2 separate regions of the Homo sapiens genome follow, and region 1 is linked to region 2. A link is an interaction called in ENCODE POLR2A ChIA-PET data of the cell type or tissue named here. Cell type or tissue: PC-9. All regions are shown on one strand.

Evidence for each region. ChIA-PET counts read pairs that join two places held together with the same protein. Peaks named below come from ENCODE experiments on the same cell type or tissue, not always from the same donor. Only the 100,000 strongest peaks of a DNase experiment are listed, where the experiment ranks them.
Region 1: POLR2A ChIA-PET joins it to region 2 with 29 read pairs; 4 of 35 experiments call an interaction of 5 or more read pairs at or near these places.

Annotation. Positions count from the first base shown.
Region 1 is chr11:118,979,871-118,982,370 of GRCh38, reverse strand. FOXR1 (forkhead box R1) reads right to left here. Exons shown (of 6, transcript NM_181721.3): 5 at 1,643-1,881; 6 at 1,084-1,163. The coding sequence ends at 1,135. Among named protein-coding and RNA genes, the nearest start is that of FOXR1, 9.4 kb to the right of the region's middle. RefSeq lists enhancers at 1,194-1,711, 1,712-2,230. In PC-9, no CTCF peak of the experiment used is centred here; no DNase peak of the experiment used is centred here.
Region 2 is chr11:118,734,362-118,736,861 of GRCh38, reverse strand. No RefSeq gene overlaps it. Among named protein-coding and RNA genes, the nearest start is that of DDX6, 56 kb to the left of the region's middle. RefSeq lists a silencer at 1,768-2,062. In PC-9, no CTCF peak of the experiment used is centred here; a DNase peak (open chromatin) is centred at 1,451.

The DNA of each region.
Region 1 (2,500 bases), 250 kb before region 2:
TGCATGCCTGTAATCCCAGCTACTAGGGAAGCTGAGGCAGGAAGATCGCTTGAACCTGGGAGGCGGAGGTTGCAGTGAGCCAAGATTGTGCCACTGCACTCCAGCCTGGGCAACAGGGTGAGACTCCGTCTCAAAAAAAAAAAGTCACCTGCTGGGTGTGGTGGCTCACACCTGTAATCCCAGCACTTTGGGAGGCCAAGGCAGGTGGATCACCTGAGGTCGAAAATTCGAGATCAGCCTGACCAACATGGAGAAACCCCGTCTCTACTAAAAAATACACAAAATTAGCTGGGCTTTGTGGTGCATGCCTGTAATCCCAGCCACTTGGGAGGCTGAGGCAGGAGAATCGCTTAAACCCAGGAGGTGAAGGTTGCGGTAGGCCGAGATTGCACCATTGCATTCCAGCCTGGGCAGCAAGAGTGAAACTGTCACACACACACAAAAAAGTCATCTGTAAGCTTTAAAAACAAAACAAAACAAAACAAAACATGGCGCCTCCCCAAAGCACCTTTCTATGCTCCCTTAGCAAATGCCCTCAACGCTATTGCAGCTAAGAGAATGCAGCGCAGTTCTCCCTGGCACCTGTATTCTATCCTGAGCTTGGTACACAGTAGCCACTTAAGGAGTATCAATTGAATGAATGTGTGGTGCTTACAGAATTGGCTGCTACAAACGGGCATCTCCCAGAATAATTTTTACAGATGGAGTCTTGCTGTTGCCCAGGCTAAAGTGCAGTGGTGTGATCATGGCCGACTGCAGCCTTGACCTCCTGTGCTCAAGGGATCCTCCTGCCTCAGCCTCCCAAAGTGCTGGATTACAGGTGTGAGCCACTGCATCCAGCCAAGATTATCTTCATAATCCAGAAAAATGGAAATTGCTCCAAGATGCTTTAGAAGGCTGTGCATTTTCCTCCTTTGAGGAAAGAAAATTACGGACTCCCTTTGCTGCACGGCAGGCACCTGCCCCATTGCCTCAGGAGCATCTGTAAGCTGAAGGCATTCCATCTCCAACCTTGGAGTTGATCTCCACCTCCACCCTTAACCCCATCCTTAGAGACCCCACCTCCACAGACACACACAGAAGGCTAGTGAGGGTAATTTTAATAAAGCATTAGCTGGCTGTTGCTTCTTGGGGTTAAAGATCAAAGAGGAAGGGCATCACATCTGTAAGAAAAGGAGAGAGTTCAGGAGTTTATACTTCACAATTGCTGTTTCCTAGGCCTGGGATGCTCTCTCATAGCAGGTCATCTGCTTCTTTCACTCAAGGCTCAAATGCTGCCTCTTCTCTGAAGCCTCCCTGCACTGCTCCAGGGAAAGTAGAAGTACTCTTTGTACATAACCTCTATTAACTGTGCTTCTCATGTTGTGTGCTCACTATTGCCTAGACTGCTGGTCTTGGTAAGGCCAGTTGCCCCTTAGTTGTTTGCCCATGGATTCCTGGCACATCACGCCCCACACTGGTGGGGGAGGTCTCACCTCAGGCAGGCATCACCTGAGGGTCTCAGATCACTGTTAATCTCCCTGTTTCCTATAGAAGATGCATTCCCCCACCCCCACGGTGTGACCCAGGCTTCCACACTTGGCCTTGGGTCAGGATCCTCAGGTCTCTTCCCCTTGGGCCCACGCACAACAAGTCTTCACACCTGGCTGGCTCATGCACTGTTGGATACTTTCTAGCCGAGTGGAAGCCAAGGCGCGGGCCTCCTCCGCAAAGCGGCGGTGTCCCTCCTCGGTCAACTTCCAGAGGCAAGATCGAGGCCGTGTGCTGGCCCCGCCCTGCATGCTGACAGGCACTTTCTCAAAGCTGTCTCGAAAACAGAGATTGTGACGGACAGTATTCTTCCAGCCTTCCGGGGCCGTCCGGAAAAAGGGGAAGTGCTTTCTATGGACAGGGAGGAGAGGTAAGGAAAGGCATGTTATGTCTGGGGAATGCCCTTCTCTGGGGCATGTTCTACCCAGGGGCCAGGGGCTTTAGCCCTTCTCTCCAGGGGGATAGTAGCAAGTTGGCCTGGAGTTGCTCTTTGCTAACTGAGCACGTGGCAAAGCATCCACGTGGTGCGTGGCTCACCTGAACCCTCCCTCCCTCTGAGGGCCCAGGGCTTGGACCACAGCATGAACAAAGCAGAATCAGGCCAAGCAGCTCCTGTAAGAGGAATCTTGGTTGAGGACGGACACCACTTGAAAATTCCTGTCCTGAGACATTAGGCACTTCTCCTAACACTGGGAAAGGGCCCAAGAAACTCCCTTCCTCACCCTCCTGTGAGCAGGACTATCTGAGCTAAATGGAAAATCCTTCTCAACTGGGTTCTCTGCACCCCTGGGGGTGCAGGGAGCTGTGCCAGGCAGTCCAGTCCTAGCAGAAGCAGGTGGGAACCGTTGGGGAAACCTGACTTTAGACTGGCTGATCTTCAGAGGATGGTGGGGAAACTGTTACCTGACCCAAGTGAATGTATGTTTTAAAGGAGAACTATACCCAAAGAACACTGAAAACTTGTTAAAAA
Region 2 (2,500 bases):
ATCTCTACTAAAAATACAAAAATTAGCCAGGCATGGTGGTGCATGCCTGTAATCCCAGCTACTCGGGAGGCTGAGGCAGGAGAATCACTTGAACCCTAGGTAGGCGGAGGTTTGGAGTAAGGCAAGACTGAACCACTGCACTCCAGCAAGGGCGAAAGAGTGAGACTCCATCTTAAAAAAATAAATAAATAAAATAAAATAAAAAGAGACCAGCCTCAGGTGCTTCAGTCAAAACATTAAATTCTGGCCAGGCGTGGTGGCTCACACCTGTAATCCCAGCCCTTTGGGAGGCTGAGGCAGGTGGATCACCTGAGGTCAGTAGTTCAAGACCAGTCTGGCCAACACAGCAAAACCCTGTCTCTACTAAAAATACAAAAATTAGCCAGGTGTGGTGGCGGGCGCCTGTAATCCCAGCTACTCGGAAGGCTGAGGCAGGAGAATCACTTGAACCCAGGAGGCAGAGTTGCAGTGAGCCGAGATGGCACCATTGCACTCCAACCTGGACGACAATAGTGAAACTTTGTCTCAACAACAACAAAAACAAATAAAAAAAAAAACATTAAATTCTGAATCGCAGGTGACTGCACCGATGTTATTGAATTTGGCCCCATCAAGTCTTATATTCCATCACCTTTCATCCAACACACTGAGAATTCACTCCCACATGTTTCACTCCAGGCTTTGCTAATACAGATTAGCAAAACCTTCTACCTCTTTGGTGTATAAACCATACAAAAAAAAAAAACAAAAAAAACCGGTCGGGTGCAGTGGCTCATGCCTGTAATCCCAGCACTTTGGGAGGCCAAGGGTGGGGTGGGATCAGTAGGTCAGGAGTTCAAGACTAGCCTGACCAACATGGTGAAACCCCGTCTCTGCTAAAAATACAAAAATTAGCCAGGCATGGTGGTGTATGCCTGGGCTACTCAGGAGGCTGAGGGAAGAGAATTGCTTGAACCCAGGAGGCAGAGGTTGCATTGAGCCGAAATCGTGCCACTGCACTCCAGCCTGGGCAACAGAGCGAGACTTCATCTCAAAATAAAAGGCCAGGCGCAGTGGCTCACGCCTGTAATCCCAGCACTTTGGGAGGCCGAGGTGGGTGGATCATGAGGTCAAGAGATTGAGACCATACTGCCCAACATGGTGAAACCCCATCTCTACTAAAAATACAAAAAATTAGCTGGACATGGTGGCAGGCGCCTGTAGTCCCAGCTACTCAGGAGGCTGAGGCAGGAGAATCACTTGAACCTGGGAGGCAGAGGTTTCAGTGAGCTGCGATTGTGCCACTGCACTCCAGCCTGGCAACAGAGCAAGACTTTTTTTTTTTTTTCCTCAAAAAAAAAAAAAAAAAGAAAGAATTAGCTGGGCATGGTGGTGCATGCCTGTAGTCCTAGCTACTCAGGAGGGTGAGGTGAGACAGTTACCTGAGCCTGGAAGTCAAGACTGCAGTGAGCCATGATTGCACCACTGTACTCCAGCCTAGGTGACACAGCAAAAGCCTGCCTCAAAAGTAATGCCAGATCTTCCCTGGTATAAGGTTGTCAGGAAAGGATTCCTAAGACTTCAGAAAATGGGTTTGGTGGAATGGCTTCATTATACTCAACCTGCTGTTACCGGAAAGGGGTCCCAATCCAGACCCCAAGAGAAGGTCCTTGGATTTTGCACAAGAAAGAATTCAAGGCAAATCCATAAAGTGAAAGCAAATTTATTAAGAAAGTAAAGGAGGGCTGGGCGCGGTGGCTCACGCCTGTAATCCCAACACTTTCCGAGACCCAGGCGGGCGGATCACGAGGTCAGGAGATCGAGACCACGGTGAAACCCTGTCTCTACTAAAAATACAAAAACTTAGCTGGGCACGGTGGCAGGCGCCTGTAGTCCCAGCTACTCGAGACTGAGCAGGAGAATGGCATGAACTCGGGAGGCGGAGCTTGCAGTGAGCCGAGATCGTGCCACAGCACTCTAGCCTGGGCGACAGAGTGAGACTCCGTCTCAAAAAAAAAAAAAAAAAAAAAAGAAAGGAATAAATGAATGGCTACGCCATAGGCAGAGCAGCAGAGCAGCGGCATGGGGTGCTCAGCTGTTTATACTTATTGTTACTTCTTGATTATATGCTAAACAAGGAGTACATTATACATGAGTTTTCTGGGAAAGGGGTGGGCAATTCCCAAAACTGAGGACTTTTCCCCTTTTAGATCATACAAGGTAACTTCCTGATGTTGCCATGACGTTTGTAAACTGTCAAGGTGCTGGTGAGGGTGTCTTTTAGAATGTTAATGCATTATAATTAGCGTATAATTACAGTGAGGACGACCAGAGGTCATGTTCATCACCTTCTTGGTTTTGGTGGGTTTTAGCCAGCTTCTTTACTGAAACCTGTTTCTGATGGCGAAGCTCCTGGCCTTTCCCACTCAGCATCTCCATGATTCCTGCTGAAATTAGACAGCCCCGTTCCAACATCCCTCTTGTCATCTCCAACTGCTATCCTGGCTATCACCGATCTCTT